Regions from separate parts of the Homo sapiens genome. Here all the other regions are linked to region 4. The links are chromatin contacts, found by Hi-C or POLR2A ChIA-PET in ENCODE. All regions are on one chromosome and are shown on one strand. The core of a region is the stretch at or near the end of the contact, and the rest is flanking DNA. Distances in the headings are between cores, read along the strand shown.

Evidence for each region. A loop is a pair of places that touch in the nucleus more often than their neighbours do. ChIA-PET counts read pairs that join two places held with the same protein, here RNA polymerase II (POLR2A). Pooled maps may share reads with other maps.
Region 1: a loop to region 4 is called in a pooled map, with 3 times the contacts of the local background. The contact joins two enhancer-like sites. A Hi-C loop is called at or near these places in 1 of 168 maps with a recorded cell type or tissue (MCF 10A), 1 of 37 single-sample maps with no recorded cell type and 2 of 50 pooled maps. POLR2A ChIA-PET finds 5 or more read pairs at or near these places in 1 of 52 experiments (CD4-positive, alpha-beta memory T cell).
Region 2: a map of breast epithelium shows a loop between it and region 4 (5-fold over the local background). The contact joins two enhancer-like sites. A Hi-C loop is called at or near these places in 4 of 168 maps with a recorded cell type or tissue (HCT116, breast epithelium, naive thymus-derived CD4-positive, alpha-beta T cell and 1 more) and 7 of 50 pooled maps.
Region 3: a pooled map of left cardiac atrium shows a loop between it and region 4 (2.1-fold over the local background). The contact joins the promoter of SCARB1 here to the enhancer-like site in region 4. A Hi-C loop is called at or near these places in 1 of 168 maps with a recorded cell type or tissue (tibial artery) and 4 of 50 pooled maps. POLR2A ChIA-PET finds 5 or more read pairs at or near these places in 2 of 52 experiments (AG04449 and AG04450).

The regions. Positions count from the first base shown.
Region 1 is chr12:124,680,278-124,684,849 of GRCh38, forward strand. No RefSeq gene overlaps it. Among named protein-coding and RNA genes, the nearest start is that of NCOR2, 110 kb to the left of the region's middle. RefSeq lists enhancers at 1,075-1,144, 1,335-1,404, 4,531-4,572. Within about 2 kb of position 1,579, at least 22 of the 41 ENCODE cell types and tissues checked have a DNase peak (open chromatin) inside an H3K27ac peak, as active enhancers do.
Region 2 is chr12:124,547,620-124,552,913 of GRCh38, forward strand. All of the region lies in intron 1 of NCOR2 (nuclear receptor corepressor 2), which reads right to left. Among named protein-coding and RNA genes, the nearest start is that of NCOR2, 17 kb to the right of the region's middle. RefSeq lists enhancers at 1,441-1,680, 3,642-4,460, 4,044-4,338 and a silencer at 3,564-3,858. Within about 2 kb of position 1,699, at least 22 of the 41 ENCODE cell types and tissues checked have a DNase peak (open chromatin) inside an H3K27ac peak, as active enhancers do.
Region 3 is chr12:124,860,193-124,865,113 of GRCh38, forward strand. SCARB1 (scavenger receptor class B member 1) reads right to left here and starts at 3,672. Exons shown (of 13, transcript NM_005505.5): 1 at 3,403-3,672. The coding sequence starts at 3,528. LOC105370050 (a long non-coding RNA gene) reads left to right here and starts at 3,870. Exons shown (of 3, transcript XR_945488.3): 1 at 3,870-4,921. RefSeq lists enhancers at 1,500-2,026, 4,120-4,319 and silencers at 1,850-1,979, 3,210-3,889.
Region 4 is chr12:124,027,183-124,032,121 of GRCh38, forward strand. All of the region lies in intron 2 of ZNF664-RFLNA (ZNF664-RFLNA readthrough), which reads left to right. Among named protein-coding and RNA genes, the nearest start is that of ZNF664-RFLNA, 56 kb to the left of the region's middle. Within about 2 kb of position 3,474, at least 4 of the 41 ENCODE cell types and tissues checked have a DNase peak (open chromatin) inside an H3K27ac peak, as active enhancers do; they include tibial artery, where a contact is called at or near this core.

The DNA.
Region 1 (4,572 bases), core at 329-2,828, 650 kb after region 4:
GGCTGCAGCAGATCTGGTCATCACATCCCAACAAGACAGAGTGCAGTCAAAGATAAGGCAGCCATCTCTTCCCCCCTTTTTGTTTTTTGTTTGTTTGTCTGTTTTGTTTTGTTTTGTTTTGTTTTTGAGACAGAGTCTTGCTCTGTCGCCCAGGCTGGAGGGCAGTGGCTCAATCTCGGCTCACGGCAACCTCCACCTCCTCAGCCTCCCTGCCTTCTCCTGCCTCAGCCTCCTGAGTAGCTGGGATTACAGGTGTGCACCACCACGCCCAGCTAATTTTTATATTTTTAGTAGAGGGGGGGGTTTCACCATGTTGCCCAGACTGGACTCGAACTTCTGACCTCAGGCAATGCGCTCAGCTCAACCTCCCAAAGTGCTGGGATTACAGGCGTGAGCCCCCGCACCCTGCCTGGTTCTCTCTTTTTTAAAAGCAGGTAGGCTGGGCATGGTGGCTCAGACCTGTAATCCCAGCACTTTGGGAGGCCAAGAAGGATGGATCGCTTGAACCCAGAAGTTCAAGATCAATCTGGGCAACATGGCGAAACCCCTCTCTACCAAAAGCGATACAAAAATTAGCCAGGAATGGTGCCACATACCTGTAGTCCCAGCTACTGGGGAGACCCTATCTTAGAAAAAAATAAATAAATAGGTAAGAGCAGGTAAGCATTCCCTGTAAATCCCCCAGCACAGTCCCCTCCACGCCACAGTGGCTAGGGTTAGGCCACGTGAATATCTAGGAAGGGGGATGGGGTGGCCATGACGCTTAGCCCAGGGTCAGCAAACGGTGGTTCACGGGCCCCAAGCCTGTTTGTTTTTGTAAATAAAGATTGATTGGTGCCCAGCCACATCCTTTTTTTTTTTTTTTTTTTTTTTGAGATTGAGTCTCGCTCTTTTGCCAGGCTGGAGGGCAGTGGCGTGATCTTGGCTCACTGCAACCTCTGCCTCGTATGTTCAAGCGATTCTCCTGCCTCAGCGTCCTGAGTGGCTGGGATTACAGGCACAAACAACCATGCCCAGCTAATTTTTAATTTTTTTGTAGAGATGAGGATCTTGCTATGTTACCAAGGCTGGTCTTGAACTCCTGGGCTCAAGCGATCCTCCTGCCTCAGCCTCCCAAGCTGCACACCCTTTTTTTTAATATCGTCTGTGGTTGCTTTTGTGTGACAAAAGCAGAACTGAGGAGTTACCGCAGAGACGCCCAAGAAGCCTAGAAGAGTGACTCAACCCTTTACAGAGAAAGAGTTTGCTGACCCCTGGCTAGACTAACCGGGATCTACCCCTGACCCGGATTGAGTCATTTCCCCTGAGGGATGAATGAACACTATGACAGTCTGTGAGCCCCATAGAAGTGGGGGTGGGGGCTGGCCTGGCCGCTGCCAGTCGTCCTTCAAAGCTTTGCTACTCAAAGCGTAGCCCCCAGGCCAGCAGCATCCGCCGGGCATGGGAGCCAGGTCTTGGGTCCCACCCCAGACCTATGAAATCAGAACCTGCATCCTAACCAGACCCCCAGGGAACGTCACCCACTAAATGCAGCGCGTTTGCTTCTCAGGCTGTTGTAACAAGGTACCACGAAGCGGGTGGCTTAAAACCACAGGTCTGGAGGCCAGAAGCCTGCAATCCAGGTGCCAGCAGGGCCCTGCTCCCTCCAAAGCCCCTGGGGCAGGATTCTTCCCTGCCTCTTCCAGCTCCTGGTGGCTCTTGCGACCCTTGGCCTTCCTGGCTTTGCAGATCGGTCACTCCAGCCTTTCCTCTGCCTCCACGTTGTTTGTGCGTATCTCCCCTTTTCCTGTGAGGGCTTCAGTCATCTTGGACGCGAGTCCACCCTGATGACCTCATCTCAGCTTGATCACATCTGCAAAGATCCTATTTCCAAATAAAGTCACATCCACAGCTGCCAGGGGTTAGGACCCGGACATGTGTTTTCGGGAAACACAACCCCACCTGTGACCTGTGAGTAGTCCCAACACACACCACACATGGGTGAACTGCGACATACGTGCTTGTGCTTTTGGGAAGGACAGGGCTGGGGGAGGGGCAGCTCCAGCTTCCCTGCCTTCTCAGGCTCCCAGAGCTGCCCTCCTGGGAAACAGCACGCTGGAAGCTTCATGAACATAGCTGGCCTCAGGCTGGCTCAGGGAGGTCATCTCTACCCCTCATCTCCCACCAGGCCTGAGCTGCTCCTGGGCCTCCCGGGTTGAACCGTGAGTGCCCTCAGCAGGTCTGGCACTGGGTGAGGCATGTCAGGCATCCCAGGTGCCCCTCTGCACTGGCACCCTGAGAGGGCTTGCCTTCTAACATTCGGTACCCTGAGCCCAGCACTGGGGCTCAGCCCACTTCTCATCTCCAAACCCTGCTCCGGGCCTGTGCTCCCCAGCTGTGGCCAAGTGACAGGTGGGCCCAGCTCCTGCACTGGCCGCATGAACAGAAGCACCGTCTTCTCAGTGAAATTAATAAATGCCCAGCAAGTGCACCCTGAGCAAACTTCCTTGCTTTGCACATAACTGGTGCTTAAAACTCACGTGCTCGGTGTACGAGGAAGTAAATGCCGGAAATCCAGATTCCCTACAGCGACTGACAAGGCCCAGCGTGATCTAGCCCACCCTCCTTACCAACCTTGTTCCCACCGTTTTCCTCCTAAACCTCTAGTTTCCAGCTCCATGCCAAGCCCACTACGGCCCCAGGGCATTTGCACCTGCTGTGCCCTCTGCTGGAAGGCTCCTCCCCACACACAAGCCCATGGCTGGTTCTCTAACTCGATTTCGATTTCTGTACAGATGATGTTACCTCTTCAGAGGTAAGCCCCACCCCCTCACCTCCTCACTTTCTATCAAATCAAACAATTTTAACAACTGCGTAGAACTCACAACTGCCTCCAATCCTCATGTTCATTTATTTATCTACCTGCCACGTCCTGAGTGTCTAGAATGGTGCCGGGCACACAGTAGGTGCGCAGTAAAAACATGCTACTGAACTGAGAGAGTCCTCTCCTCCATCCCCATCAGGCTGAGCTCTTAGTAAACACTCAGGAGCCTCCAGGCCCCTGTATTAAAGGCCTGACAAGCCTCGCCCTGCTGCGGAATTTTACAGATGGGGCTGTTTCTTTGTGTGTCAACAGAGTGCTTAATCTCTGCTCATAATGCCAGGCAGGAAGGAGCCTGCTTTGCTGAGGAACTTCTGTCTCAAAGCCGCCAGGTAACATGAGTGGGGCCTCTGGGGTCGGGAGCAGCATGTCTCCCCATCCTGGCCTTGATAAATGTCCAGGGGCCCTTCCAGCCTCCGCCAGGCAGCTGCCTCTGACCACAGCCTCCTCCGCAGAGCTGAGCTACCCACGTGTGCTCACTTCTAAACTGCAAGCCGGCCCCTGAGGGGGTGTGTGAGGAGTCAGGGTCTTAAAAACTTCCTGCATATTTTCCCTTCAGAAATAGCATCCTTAACTTTCTTTTTTTTTTCCTTATTAAAAATGTACTCATGTAATCCACATGCACTGGCTGTGAGAAATTCCAAAATGTCTTTTGGAGAGAGATCCTTGCCCCCTGAGGCTGTCCCCATTGCACAGATGATAAGCACAGTCAACGAGGCTGGGCGCCCGTACTTCCCAAACTTTGTGGGGCCCACAGCAACCCTCTGAGGCTTTTACTTTTATCATCCCCATTCCACAGACAGGGAAACTGAGACTCGGAGAGGGACAGGGCCAGCAGCCAGCACATGTTGGAGGGAGGTCAATCCACTGTGGCTTTGAGCAGAGTGGTCGCAGGACTACTATGCCATATCCCACCTCTTTGTAGAAGAGTTCTTGATTTCATTTTTAAATTTTTGTGTTGTTGTTTCTATTTTGTACCATTTTCTGTGTATCGTTCTGTGACTTGCTTTTTTCATTTAACATGTCTGAGACATCAATTCATGCTGGACACACATAAGTCACCTCATTTTTTTTTTTTTTGAGATGGAGTCTTGCTCTGTCACCTAGGCTGGAGTGCAATGACAGGATCTCAGCTCACTGCAACCTCTGTCTCCCAGGTTCAAGTGATTCTCCTGCCTCAGCCTCCTGAGTAGCTGGGACTACAGGCACACGCCACCATGCCTGGCTAATTTTTGTATTTTTGGTAGAGACAGGGTTTCCCCATGTTGGCCAGGCTGGTCTCGAACTTTTGACCTCAAGTGATCCGCCCTAGCCTTCCACAGTGCTGGGATTACAGGCGTGATCCACCGTGCCCAGCCAGTCACCTCATTCTTTTTAACGCCTGTTTCATAGCCCCTGACACACAGCACAGAGCCATTATAATTGTTGGAGTCAAAACGGTTCATATCTGATCATCTTGTATTCTCCGGACGTAATTCATTTTAATGTGCACTACAGTCTCTATGCGATGCAGTGAGCACTTTTGGGAAAACCAGTCGGACCTGGACTGGTTGGTCAGGAGAAGGTCTGAAGTGCCCTGTCAGGCCAAGTCTGAGACTGTGGTAGTAGAGGAAGTGAAAGCAGGCTCCAGCACTGAGGTCCAGAATGTTCCCAGCTCCAACGAGGCCATGAAGATAAAGCACTTCTTTTGTTGGCCATCTGCATATCCAAGA
Region 2 (5,294 bases), core at 449-2,948, 520 kb after region 4:
TCATCACTCTAAAAGGAGACCCCATCAACATGGAGTAGGTTCTCCCCAGGTCCCCTCCTTCCAGCCTCTGGCAACCACCAATCTGCTTTCTGTCTCCATGGGTTTGCCTGTTCTGGGCATTTCATGAAAGTGGAATCGTACACTATGTGGCCTTGTGTGTCTGGCTTCTTTCACTCAGCATCATGGTTTCAAGGTTCACCCGCAGTGTAGCATGCATCCGTACTTCATTCCTTTTCATGGCTGAATAATATTCCATTGTATGGAGAGACCAATCATATATTTTTATATGAGAAAAGTGTGTTATAAAGAATACATATTCATATATATAACAACATATATATAAATACACATACAGAATGAGATATAATTCTAAAACTTGTAAGGTTATAAAATAACCATAAGAACTATGATGATGTGGAATCTGGTGAAGGAGCCAGCTGGTGGGAGAGAGGGGCCTGGGGTGCCCCAGGCCGGGCAGGTCCCCTCCTATGGGACCTCTCCTCCACTCTAACTCTCCTCCACATCACATCAGGCCTCCTAAACGTGCACTGAGCTGGGACCTGAATGGCAGCAAGGAGCCAGCTGTGTCAATATGCAGGGAACAGCATTCCAGGTGGGGGGAACAACAAACGCGAAGGCCCAGAGGCAGATGCGGTCGGTGAGGGCTGAGGAGCTCCCGGGTGGCCTCTGAATTTATTCTCAGAGCAGTGGGAAGAGAATGGAGAGTGTGGGGCCAGAGTCTCATGGACCTTCTGATGGGATCCCTCTGGCTGCAACTCAGAGACCAGACAGGTGTGACCAGAGTGGACTGGGGACCCCGAAGAGGCTACTGCAGTCGTCCAAGCCAGACGGCGACAGAGTGGGGGTCCATCATGGTGCCTGGTCTGCCATTCTTTTCTTTTTGTCATTATTATTGATATGAAAACAGAGGGTCTCGATGGCAATGCTGTTCCCCCCCAAACATAGTTACTGTTTATTATTATTCCATCTCACAATAACAGCATATTATCTTTACTGTTCCTGTTATTTTTTTCTGTGCTGTTAGGGCGGGGCGGGGGATCTCCATGGCAGGGTCCCCACCCCAGGGATGTTTTTGGCTGCCCCATGACTGGCTCATGGCCTTTGGGACAGTCCTACTCCATAAAAGTCACCCTCCCTACACAGTTTTCAAATGACCTGGCCATTCAAAAAAACCTGCCAGAACCAGTCCAAATACTAGCTGTTTCTTAAATGTCACTCTCCTCTCCCCCCAGCACTGCAGGGCTCTGATCTGCTTTCTCGCGAATCCACGCTTACTCATTCTGAGTGGGAGCCAGCCACTCCTCCCTCTCGTTTCCCCGCTTCCCCTTACCCGACGGTTGGGGCACCGCACAGATTTTTGCTGTTGTTGTTAATTCTGTGTCGAGTCTAGTCTGTATTAAGGAGGAATTTCATTGCCCAGGAGTAGAGGGGATTTCCCAAGTCTATGGGGTAAATATTGTCAGGGTGGTTGGGATGCAGTGTGGCGCTGAGCCAGGGAGCTAACCTCTCTGAGCCTTCGCTGCTTGCCTGGCAATGATGATGGTTGCTGGGTCACGAGATCACCGAGAGGATCAGATGAATTCACGTGGCATGTGCCGCACTGAGACAGGCAGGCACGCAGCTGAGGGGCTGGCGGTGGGAGGGGCAGGGCCGCGGCTGGAGGATAAAATCCCACACTCCCCGCTTGGCCGGGTGGCCCACTGCCCGTCTGGCTTTCGAGGAGATAAGCCGCCTGCTCAGGTTCACGTTCGGGATCAAATGAACCCACTTAATCCCCCTAGGGATCTCTGCTGAGCTGGCTCCTTGGGGGCCTGGGGAGGAAGGCAACTGAGCCCCCTGCAGTAGAAACCCCCACCCGCGAGGCCAGGCACAGAGAAGGTACCAAGGGCTTCTGCCCCAGCGCCGGGGCACAGCGGGCTGAGGGAGCCCCAGGACAGAAGCGGTCACACATCATGGGCTCATCATCACAGCCACAGTGACTCCTGACTCCCCACTGCAACCCAGGAGGTAAATGCTATTACGAACACCCTTCTCCAGATGGGGAAACCGAGGCCCAGAAAGAAAACAGCCCGCCTGAAGGTGACAGAGCGCCTCGCCGTATCACCAGCAACCCCTCAAGATAACCTTATCACGTTTCACGGAGGGAGAGAGGGCGGCAGGAACGGGGCCTTGAGTCACCACCCTATCCCACTGGGAAGGCAGGGGTGGATGGGCAGAGTGTCACGCCTGCCTAGGGGAAGTACACGCTAGGTACTTATGGCAAGTATGTGAATGAACAAAATCTACATGCTGGGCGCAAGCTCCGAGGAAAACTCCTTCGCAGGACCTTTCTCCCCTCCTGAGGTCCCTCTCTAAGATCCTGTATCGCAGGGGTCTGGCGGGAGTGACTGTGACCCCCAGAGGACCGCAGGCAATGTCTGGAGGCATTTCTGGCGGCAGCAAAGGGGGCTGAGGTGCTACTGGGGTCTGGTGGATGGAAGCAGGGGTGTTGCCCAGAGCAGCCCCTGCAACAGAGAGTGACCCAACCCCCAAAACCCGAACAGTGCCCAGGCTGAGAACCCTGCCGTTCTTACCAAATGCATGAGAGTGTCAGTTGGGCACCCACTGTGTGCAGGGCCTCCCTGCAGGACACATTCAAGAAGACGAGGTCACAGGGCTCAGAGAGGCAAGGCTTCCTGCCCCACCTAATGGAAGGAAGGCAGAGGCGGGACCTGAACCCAGGTCCCACTGACTCACAGCCCCACCCCAGCTGCCAAATACCTGCCCCATCCTTCAGGAGTCTAACCTACTGGGTCTAGAGTGGGGGCTCCACAATCTGTATATCTCATAGCTCCTTCCCCCAGCAGCCACTGGCAGGGGGAGGATGGTGAACGGGGGGGAGGACAGCTCTGTTCCTTTTCATCAGAAACTACATTGGCCAGGAGGCTGGCAGTCTCTCTCTGGGGGGTAGGAACGTGGTTGTATTTTTTATGTGCAAGCTTTTCCTTCCTGATTTTCCAGCTTATAGAGAACACATTTGTTCTGCTTCCAAAAACCAAAAACAGTCTTTTATGTAAAGCAGCTGCCAAACCACATGCCCAGCCTGGCCCTGGGTGGCTCCACTAGGACCTGGCAGGGGGGCCCACACCTCAATGGAGAGAGGGCTGACCCAGCAAAGCCCCCGTGGAGCACCCCTGGCATCACCAGGAGAAGCCCAGAGCTGGCAAATCCACTGGCCACGGCACCCAGGCACCCAGAGGTGCTCTCTAGAAAGTCCCCGGCAGCCCCTTCCCATGGCAAGCACCAAGTAGCTTTCTCCAGGAAACACACCAAGCTCACGTCACATCCCCATGACAAAATACTACAAGAAGTTAAAATTAGCCAACTGGATCAAAGCTGGTTTGCACCAGCACATGGTGAAAACCTGTAATCATACAGATAAAAATAATGATAGCTAATGCCACGGTTCTGGATGCTGTGTCTATTACCCTTCTAATTCTCAAAACAACCCTAGAAGGTGAGGACTGCTTAGGTCCTCATTTTACATATTAGGAAACTGAGGCAGAGTCATGTGATAAGGTGCATGAGAACAAAGTGTCTGGAACCACTCAGGTCTGCCGCTTGTCTAGCCGAGAAAACGACTGCACTGAATTATATACAAAGCTGTCAATACTCGACCACTTTTGACCTACAAAACTAGCAGTCATACGGCTCCCCCAGTAGCAAACAGGAGAGCAGCGCGCACAGATCCACGTGTCCACAGACAAGGCAGGTTCCCAGGCCGTGCAGCGATACACAGAGGCTCGTGGAAAAGCCCAGGCCCCAGTGAGAGGCGGTGGCCTCCAGGAAGGGGGCTCCCGTGACTTGAAAGTCACCTGTCATTTTTTTCTCTTTTAACAAAAGCCACCTTAGCTTACAGCCCCGAGTCTGGTGTCCTGGGCTAAGGCTCGGCCGGCCTGGTCTCCCTCTCTCCTCTCTCCCCTGGCCGCCTCTTTGCCCCCAAGACCCCACATAGTCTGTGACAAGCCAGTGGTCCTCCTCGGGGTCTGGGACCTGGAGTCTCTTCCAGCAGCCCAGGAGAACCTCTCCCCACTAAGGATCGAGTTTCACTTAATTGCAGGCTTCAGGTTTCTGCATGCAGGCCCAGAGGCCTGGGGGAAGGAGGCGCGGGCCGTTTTCTTCCTCTTTTTAATAAGCTGGAAGGCAGCAGCATGTGCCCTGCTGTTCTGAGAATCCGGAACACCCGCCCCTTGGGAAAGGCCGCGGCTCCAAGAGCCCACATGGGAGACCCAGCCGGGAGAAATCAACTGTGGCTTGTCATGAGACATGCTGGGGACTTATTTATTTTCTGGTCAACCATTGGGACCAGGTACTCCAGCTGGACTTAAGGGATTAAAAAAAAAGAAAAAGTAAAAAGGGGCTGGGTGCAGTGGCTCACACCTGTAACCACAGCACTCTGGGAGGCCAAGGCAGGAGGATCTCCTGAGCTCAGGAGTTCAAGACCAGCCCGGGCAACATAATGACACCTCATCTCTACTAAAAATCAAAACAACTGGCAGAGCATGGTGACATGTGCCTGTAGTCCCAGCTACTCAGGAGGCTGAGATGGGAGGATTGCTTGAGCCTGGGAGGTCGAGGCTGCAGTGAGCTGCGAATGGAGCTGGACTCCAGCTTGGGCAACAGAGCAAGACCCTGTCTCAAAAAAAAAAACCACTAAAGAAGAGAAAAGAATAAAGAAAGCACAAATGTCTCTCTGCCTCTGTGTGTTTCTTTTACATTTTGCTTTTCACTAGCACAGCCCTTTACCGTTTGCAGGTTTCTCTCTTCACTCTGTGCTCTTCAGCCACAGCCCCCAGGTCAAGGTCAAGAAACTGAGGGGTCACTTAATTCCAAGGTCACCAATGGTAGGAACGCAGCCATTGTCTCCATGACCACATCACCCACGGCCCTGTTCCCGGTTGCTGGTTCACAGGGAAATCACAGGCTCTGTGGGGGCAGCAAGCATCCTCTGTAACAATGACCACAAACTCGGTGACTTAAAACAGCACAAGTTTTTTCGGGGGGGTTAGGAGGTTTTTTGGTTTTTTGAGACAGGGTCTCACTTGGTCACCCGGGCTGGAGTGCAGTGGCATGATCACAGCTCACTGCAGCCTCCAACTCCAGAGCTCAAGTGACCCTCCCATCTCAGTCCCCTGATTAGCTGGGACCACAGGTACCATGCCCAGCTAGTTTTCTATGTTTTTTATAGAGACAGGGGGTCCCACTGTGTTCCCCAGGCTGGTCTTGAACTCCTG
Region 3 (4,921 bases), core at 2,422-4,921, 830 kb after region 4:
CCGGTGAATAATGAAGACATGGTTCAGATCCCTGGGGGCACACATCCAAGTTCTGTGAAAAGGACATAGACATGAAATGTGGACAAGAAGCCATTCTTAAGAAATTCAGTCTAAAGAAGCAGGCCAAAGGGAAAAAGATGTCAACTAGTGTGACAATATCCACATCTTCACCCCAGCTCATCATTGAAGACAGCAGCCTCGGAAGATGAGCATCCCTTTTTTGCAGCCCAGCTGCAGTGAGGGGCCTCTCCCCCATGTCCACCAGCTGGGCCTTCCTTGGAGGACCAGAGACACACGGGAACTTGGCTACCAAAAAATGGTAATGATAAATCAGTAATTACCAGTGATGGCAGAGATAGGGGAAGTAGCACAGTCCCATACCTTGTGGGTGGATGCAGCAACAGAGCTGTGCAGAAGGGCAATTTGGCCGTAATCATCAAAACTCAAACTGAGCACACCTGCTCCCAAGGCCCCACTTCTAGAAATCCACCCTATGGAAATGTTCATGAACCACACGAAGAGGGATGTGTCGGGATATCGCTGTCATTTGTGACAGAGAAAATGATCAGTCAATGGAGAAACAGGTAAACAAGTCTATAACCATTCAAAGGAATACCAGCAGTGATGAAGGAAAACGCGGGGTAGACTTATTGCTGAGACATGGAAAATTTTTCAGCTGGTATCTTTGAATTGAAAAACAAATTGCAAGATAATTATACATGTTCAAGTTCACCTACACTTAGTTCAAGTTATGTAAAATATATATTAATATGTATACATACAGGCTCCTGGTACACAGAAAAGGGTCTAGAAAGATCCACATCAATGATGGTGATAATAGCTCAGGAGGGGAATAAAATGGGGGAAACTTTCTCTCTTTTCCTCCATTTGAACTTTTTTTTACGAGCAAGTATTCATATATTTTATATAAAGTCGTCCCTCAATGTCAGAGGGGAATTGGTTTCAGGACCCCCATAGATACCAAGATCTGCAGATGCTCAAGTCCCCGACATAAAATGCTGTGGTATTTGCATATCACCTATGCGCATCCTCCCGTATTCTTTAAATCATCTCTAGGTTACTTATAATACCTAATACGATGTAAATGCTATGTCAATAGTTGTTATACAGTATTGTTTTTATGTCTTTTTTTAGTTGTATTGTTATTTTGGGGGGATTTTTTCTGAAAACTTTTCATCTGCAGTTGATTGAATCCACGGATGCAGAACCTGCAGACACAGAGGGCCAACTGTAGGGACTTCTGTTGTTAACCAAAAAGCACATTAAAAAAAAAAAATAAAAGCACAAGGCCTCCCATTCAAGTTGCACACAGACTCATGTAGCCAAAGAAAACACCAGCGGGCAGTCCCTGCTTATGCGTGTGTCTCACCCGCCTGGTCCCCTGAACACAGGCTCTCTTCTTCCATGCTAAGGCACTTGGCCGCTGCTCCAGCCTGGGCGGTTCCAGAAGTGGCCGTCTTGGGCTGGGCGTGTCTTCCTGCCTTCACACCACTCGGCCCCAAACCAATCGCCTTTGGGATATCCACAGAAGGATGCTGGGAGGCTCCTGTTCAACTTTAAGCCAGATGCTCCTAGCTCCAGGACAATTGAGGACAATGTGGTTTTCCTCTTTAGAAGCCCAGGAGAGGAGTGGGGAAATTTGGTGGTGCATGCATGTGTGGTGCACACACACACACACACATCCTACTGACATACTTAACCTGATGACATCCTGAGAAAGAAAACACCTTGAAATAAGCCCCCGAATAACTGAGTTGGCAAGACTCTTTACCTGGCATAAGTCCCCACACTCCCATAGCAAGAGACCAGGTGCTCACTCACAGCACAGGGTCACATGCTTGAACTGCCTGAGTGATAGCCCCTCTAGGGACCCTGCATACACACAGTGGGGTCCTGGCACTGCAGCAGCCACAAGGCTGTCACTGACACACACGTTTCAGTATGAGTAGGCCACAGAAAAATAAAGCTCCCTCAGTGTAACAGAGAAAGCCTCTGAGCTGTCATGGGGGAGAAGAGGCCATTCTGCTGATTTTCCTGCCATCCCCAGAGACAGTGTCACCATCCACCGGGACCTCTTTGCAGTCAGATTACAGGCTTTGGCGGGACAAGATTTGAAAAATCAAAAATAGACACAACGTGGCTAAGATGCCCTAGACAACTGCTCACCCAGAGACCTTGAGAGAGACCATATGTTGCTCCATCTTTAAGGCCAGCTAGCTGGGTCCCAAGAAGTGTGGCAGCCAGATCTAAGCAGATCCTTCATTCATTCACTCATTCATTCGCTCTGTGAATGAGGGAACAGACATGAAATGTGGACAAGGAACCATTCTTAAGAAACCCAGTCCAAAGAGGCAGGCCAAGGGGAAAAGACGTCCATTAGAGTGACAATGTCCACATCTTCACCCCAGCTCTGCATCTGGCTAGAACTTTGATAAGAGTGAGCCCCAGTTTCCCCTCCCCGCCACTGCATGTGTGGGTTCCCAGGGCTTCAAAACTCTAAATGGCTTTTAGTTCAAATGTGATACTCTGCAATCTCCCAGCCCTTCCCTAACTCCAGGCTCATTCAAACAGGCCACCCAGGCACCCAGGGCAGAGTCTGTCCGTCTGCAGACCAGCTGACCGCCTAATCTGTCTCCCTGGTTGAAAGGGCAATGGTATGCAAAGTTAGGATCAGAGGAAAGACCTAAGGCTGCGTGCACTCAGAGGACCTTGGGCTGCTGCCTGCCTCTGCATGAATCTGGGGAGAAAAGCGGCTTATAGTTTCCAGACTGAATCATGGAGGCAGTGAGCAGGGAGAACAGAGTCGCGCATTCTGCCTCTGGGAGAGGGTTCCTATGGGGAGATTCTGGGCAGTGGAGGATGCTCAGCTGAGCACCTACCATGTGAGCTGGGCACCCACGTGGGTCTCACAGAAGGTTCCTGTCCTCCTGGGCTCACAGGATACAAGCAAAGTGCAGCTCTAATTTTACCGGACCCTGCTACCGGCTGCTGTGAAAGCAGACGTTCACACACTCTTGGGCTCCTTCGGGCGGCACCACGGAAGCAACCTGTCCACACTCCTGATCCGTCGTGGGCGCCCAGACCCTTTAGGGCGGGTCAGGCGCCCGGGTGGTCTCCCGTCCAGGCCTCCCCAACCCTGGCCTGCGCCTCCAGCAAAGCCCCTGGGTTCCCCCCTAGCCTCAGTCTGGGGCGGTGAGGGTGGTGGGGAGGCGGGCAGCAGCCCCTCCCGAAGCGCCTGGCCTCCCTCGTGCTCTGCGGCGCCAGGCCCGGGCGCCGATTCCGCTGCGGTCGCCCACCCACCGCAACGCGCGGGTCCTCCCGGCGCCCAGCGCCCAACAGCCCGGGTCCGTGCGCGGACCCCCTGGGGTCTCCCTCACCCACCTTAAGGACCTGCTGCTTGATGAGCGACGGCACCATCACGATCATGACAGCGCCCAGCACAGCGCACAGTAGCCCCGCGACGCCCAGCGCCCCGGCAGCCCAGCGCGCTTTGGCGGAGCAGCCCATGTCTGCGCGCCTGGGGCCCACCCGCGGCTCGCAGGGCTCCGCGCCTGGCAGGAGACGGGGACGGCGACAGAGACGACACAGGCGGGGACTCCGGGCACGCAGGCCGCAGAGGCACGGTGGATCCGGGACGGCAGCGCACGCAGGAGCAGCCCGGCAGGTGGCCAGTGGTTTTATGCCCCATCGCCGGCGCCGCCGGACCGCCCCCGGGCAGCCTTGGGCTTCAGGATTCCGGCGGCAGGGGCGGGGCCTGAGCGGGCCCGGGGCGGGGTCGGGGCGGGGACGGGGCGGGGCGCTGATCGGACGGGCAGGGGGCGGGGCCATGGCCGCCAAGACAAGCCCCGCCATGCTGCCGCTGCCCCCACGGCCTCGCTTCCGTTTTGGGGCGGGAGCTGAGGAGGCCTCGTGGCCGCTGAGCCAAAACGTCTATGGGGCCTGGTGCCCCTCACCCTCTTGCTCCCTTCCCCTTTCTCCTACCCCTTCCCCCACCTATGTCTCCCCTCCTCCCAGCTCTCCCCTCTGAGCCCCTCACCCTTCCTTTTCCCTCCTCCTCCCTCTCCTCCTCTATCGGGACCATCATCATGGTTGGTCACTGTGAGTAGGACTTCGCCAGCCCACCCAGGAACCCCAGAGCCCTTACAACGGTCCACATGCCCCGCCACCACCTTCTAGACCCTCATCTCCGCAGTCCATCTCCAGCCTCACTGTCCCTGGAAGAAGCCCCGCAGGCTCCAGCCCCAGGGCCTCCATACACCCTGCACAGGCAATTCTGTTCTCCCAGGTATCCGCCTGGCCCTATCCTTCGTAACGCTGGTGCCACCATCACCCTATGACTGAGCACCCCCTGGCAGGTTCACGTTCATTTGCGTCCTTGCATTCTGACCATGTGCTCCAACTGGGATGCCAACCCGTGAGGCGGGCCCCCCCCCCCACGCGTCCTGAGCTCTAGAACGTGGCCTGGCAGGGAATGCCTGCTCACAGTAAATATTCTAGAATGAATGACTGAGGAGCCTTCTAGGTGCTGGCCCCTGTCCTGAGTGCTTTGCACACAATGGCTCCATTTTACAATAAGAAAACTGGGAGGTGGCTCACGCCTGTAATCCCAGCACTTTGGGAGGCCGAGGCGGGTGGACTTCATGGATCACCTGAGGTCGGGAGTTGGAGACCAGCCTGACCAACATGGCGAAACCCCGTCTCTACTAACAATACAAAATTAGCCAGGCGTAGTGGCGCATGCCTGTAATCTCAGCTACTCGGGAGGCTGAGGCAGGAGAATCGCTTGAACCCGGGAGGCGGAGGTTGTGGCGAGCCGAGATAGCGCCATTGCACTCCAGCCTGGGCAACAAGAGCGAAACTCCATCTCAAAAAAAAAAAAAAAGAAAAGAAAAAGAAAAAG
Region 4 (4,939 bases), core at 2,224-4,723:
CTTTGGCTTCACTCAGGGGCTACTGACTTCAGTGTTCATCGCATCCCAAAAATACCACAGCAACATCTAGGCAGGTGTTTGACCGAATATCTGAGAACCATGCCAAGCCAAGCTGACACATAAAACTGGCTGTGACACTGCTTATCAGTCGCAGTGAATGACGCCTCCCTGCAGTGAGTGTCCAGGCCCCACACCCAGCAGCCTCCTTCATTTCCCTTTTCCTTTCACATCTGTCAGCAAGCCCTGTCAATTCTGTCCTCAGAATACACCCTGCATCTGTTCCCATCTTCTGAGCTAAAACCCTCTTCCGAGCCACCACCACCTCCTGCTTGCAGGACTGCAGCCATCGTCAGGGCCTCCCTGCTGCCCTGCGGGCCTGTGTCTGCCTCTCCATCTCTTACCTCCATCCACCTGTCTCTGTCACTCTGTTTTTGTATTGTCTCTGTTCATCTGTCTCTCTGTCTCTGCCTCTTTTTATCTCCCTCTCTCTCCCTGTCTGTCTGTGTCCCTGTCTCTTTGTCTTTCTCTGTCTTTGTGTCTGTCTCTTTCTCTCTCTCCACAAGGGCCTGGTCATGGAGGATGGCAGTGGCTGGGGTCTGAGGGAGAAGACGACAAGGACATCACATAGTCATAAGTCTTCCCCTGTCACAGATCCATTAGAGATAGAAGTGCCAAGAAGACGCGGTCCTCGGGGAGGCTGGCATTGACATGGCCAAAGTGACACTGCTCCACCAGAGGCAGCCAAGCCACACGGTGTGGGAGAGCCAGGGACTCCAGGGGAGCCGGGCAGACTTGGGGGTGGCAACTGGGAGCAGCAGCTGAGCCCGAGGGCGTGGCAGCACCCAAGGTGCTGCAGGGTTGGATGCAGAGTGTGGTGAGCCCAGACTCAAAGTCCCTCCACCACATCTAGCTGTGTGACCTTGAGCAAGTGTCTTTACCTCTCTGAGCCTCAGTTTCCTCATCTGTAAAGTATTGTACTGACGAATGACAGTATTTATCTCCGGATGGCTGCGAGGCTGAAGTGAGCTTAAGCAAGTGAAGTCCTCAGCTGGTGTCTGGCACAGAGCAAGGGCTCAGTAGATCTTAGCTGTTATTATTACTATCCCCAGGAAGTGGCAGTGGTCCCAAGTGTTGTGATCTTGCAGAAAGGCTGGCACTGCCCGTCAGAGCTGGCTGTCCCAGTGAAGGTGACAACAGCTGAGCCTGCATCTGGCAGAGGGAGCAGGGTCTGGCAGACCTGGCTGTAGCTGGAAGCGTGGTGGCAGCAGTGGGTTGGCAGCGGTGTGGTGGTCATTTGCCGGCAGGCGAAGCGCTGAGGTCCCAGAGTGCTGCCCAAGAGCCCCGTGTTTGAAGGCACTGGGAGGTGGTCCCTGGTGACTCCAGACCTGCTCAGGTAGATTTTGCAGGGAGCCAGGGCCAAGCAAAAGCAGGAGGGGGAAAAAGCATCTTTTAGTTCCCTTTCTCTGAAAGCAAACAGTCACAAGCTACAAGCCTGGGGCTTGTGAGGATCGCCAACTCTTCTGCGCACCGGTGAGTTCTTGACAATCAGATGAACAGAGGGAAAGAGGCGTGCCCTTGCTAGCCAACTTCCTGGAGCCCTCTCAGCTGGCATCTTGGTGCTTGTACACATTTGAGAGCATCAGCATTTCTTTACAAATGACCCCATCAGCTCGCCAGTCACCTTGCTTTGCTGGAAGTTTGCCTTGGGATTTGGGAGAATTTAGTTGAAACCAGTAACACCCAGCGTGGCCAAATTCCATATGCTCCTTCTGCGTCTGTGTAACAATTTCCTTTCTTTTTTTGAGATGATTCTCACTCTGTTACCCAGGCTGGAGTGCAGTAGCATGATCTCGGCTCACTGCAGCCTCTGCCTCCTCAGTTCAAGTCATTCTCCTGCCTCAGCCTCCCCCAAGCAGCTGGGACCACAGGCGTGTGCCACTACACCCAGCTAATTTTTGTATTATTAGTAGAGACAGGGTTTCACGATATTCAGGCTGGTCTCAAACCCCTGGCCTCAAGTGATCCATCTGCCTCAGCCTCCCAAAGTTCTGGGATTACATGCGTGAGCCACCACACTCAGCCTCTATGTAACAGTTTCTTTGAAATTTGTCGGAAGCAGGTTACCAGGGAGAAATAATATTTTTAATTATTCTTTCATTTATTTATTGTTTGTACATTTTCTGTGTGTGCATTCATCTGCAGGTTGTATCTTGGAATAGACCCCGCAGAGACGTGCAAGTAATGACTTCACATTAACGTGTCACTGGCCTGCCCTTGATGTGTTGGGGGGCCGGGCAAGAGTACAAATGGAGACCCACCTTTAAAAGTCATAAATCAAGGCAGGCATGGTGGCTCATGCCTGCCATCTCAGCATTTTGGGAGGCCAAGGCAGGAAGATCGCTTGAGGCCAGGAGTTGGAGACCAGACTGGGGAACATAGTGAGACCCCATCTCTACAAAATTAAAAATTAGCCGAGCATGGTGGCACACACCTGTAGTCCCAGCTACTTGGGAGGCTGAGGCAGGAGGATCTCTTGAGCCCAGGGGTTCAAGGCTGCAGTGAGCTATGATTGCGCCACCACACTCTAGCCTAGGTGACAGAGTGAGACCCTGTCTCTTTTTTTTAAAAAAAGTTATAAATCAAGTTAGCAAAGCAAATCAAGTTAACAAAGCGGTTCTGACAATGAACTCTTCAGAACCACCTGGAAGGCCAAGCTTTGGCCTTTGGGATGCGGGGACTCCTGAGCTCCCCCTGGGTTGTGGTGGGCAGTAGGGGCTGGCATGTGTCCCACCTGCCTGTGTCCCTTTTTGCTCCACATCCCTTCCTGCCCCACCCGAGTCCTCCTGGAGTCCACACGTGTGGACACCCAGCCCATGATTCGAGCTCTGGCCATCCCTCCACACCACCCCATAGCTGCCCCCTTGCAGGCCCATGGGCAGGGCCGTGGGTACCAGCAGCCTGCTCTTCGGAGGCTGCATCTGAAGAACGGGTTTGTGCAGGCTCTGAAGGAACGCCTGCGCTGTTTCAGAAGGAACCTCCAGTGCCAGGAAATTTGGAGCCTGATACAGAAGCAACATTCCGGTTTGGCACATTCCCTTGACCCTGGAGAGGCTGTGAGTGGGGCCCTCTAAAGCACGGGGCCCAGGACAGAGACCCCTCTCATCCAGGTTCAAGGGAGCGCAGACTGACCGTCCACCTCCACAGATTTAGTTAGCAAAGGTATCAAACTAGACAAGCCCCGGGGAAATTTCTGTCCCTCGTGAGTAAGTAAAAATGATATGTATCAAACAGTAATTTTGAGGAAAGGAAAAAAAAGACAGCAAAACTCATACGATCTCATCTCAGGTTACAGAATCTTAGGCGTTAACTAGCTGATCTCATGTCACAAAAAGTCCGGGTAGGAGAGTCAGCATTTTGGGGTCTTCATCCAATTCCCCAGTGCCCTGGCTTCACACTGGCCAGCTCATTTGACCTCCCCGAGGCAGAGCGACAGGAAAGCACGTGACTCATCTCCTTCTAGCGTGTGTCTGTCCCAACAAAGTCCTAATCAAGATCCCCGAGAGATCCTCGGGCTGCAAGATGCCTGGGAAATATCAATTGTTGTCAGCCTCACAGGCTCCATGCAGGGAATTCCTGCAGGCTCAGAGGCCTTTGTCATCAGGGAGCTTGCAGTCAAACGACTTGTGGTTTTCTTCAGCACTTCGGTATCGGCCAGGATCTCTTTTCTTTTTCTGACACTCTCAGACAAAATGCACAGAACAGTTTACAAGCCCCTCCAAGTTCTCTAGTCCCTCTTGATAATTGCCTCTGAATATTGACACAGTTTTAATATACAAATTTAATACGCAGAGGGATGGTAGATGCGATGACTTGGATAATCCCCATGAGCAGGGAATAATAAAATAGACACGTGGCTTTGGAATTAATTATACTTTATTTGGCTTCATGATTTAGTTTTGAATTATATAATTGACTTTATATTAAGTAAATTTAAGTTACATAGGTGGTTGAGAAAGAACCAATAATCAAATGGAAAAAAGCCAACCTGGGGTTCATTTTTGTTTTCCTTCGTGCGGAATAGAAGTTGCTGATTCACTCGTGGGTGGTTGAGTGTTATTCATATACTCAAGAGCTTATGTTCTTTGTATCATTTGTTTGGGGTATTTTTTTTAAGTTCCGGGGTACATGTGCAGGATGTGCAGGTTTGTTACATAGGTAAATGTGTGCCATGGTGATTAGCCACACCTATCAACCTGTCTCCTAGGTATTAAGCACAGCATGCATTAGCTATTCTTCCTGATGCTCTCCCTGCCCTGTCCCCACCAATAGGCCCCAGTGTGTGTTGTTCCCCTCCCTGTGTCCGTATGTTCTCATTGCTCAGCTCCCACTTATAAGTGAGAAGGTGCAGTGTTTGGTTTTCTGTTCCTGTGTTAGTTTGCTGAGGACAATGGTTTCTAGCTCCATCCATGTCCCTGCAAAGGACATGAACTTGTTCCATTTTATGGCTGCATAGTATTCCATGGTGTATATATGTACCACGTTTTCTTTATCCAGTCTATCTTTGAGGGACCTTTGGGTAGATTCCATGTCTTTGCTATTGTGGTTTTTTTTTTTTTTTTTGAGACGGAGTCTCACTCTGTTGCCCAGGCTGGAGTGCAGTGGCGCGATCTCGGCTCACTGCAAGCTCCGCCTCCCGGGTTCAAGCAGTTCTGCCTCAGCCTCCCGAGTAGCTGGGACTACAGGCACCCGCCACCATGCCTGGCTAATTTTTTGTATTTTTAATAGAGACAGGGTTTCACCGTGTTAGCCAGGATTGCCTCGATCTCCTGACCTCGTGATCCGCCGCCTCGTCCTCCCAAAGTGCTGGGATTACAGGCGTGAGCCACTGCACCCGGCCTATTGTGGGTATTTTTAAAGAACACAACATAGTGAAAGGTGT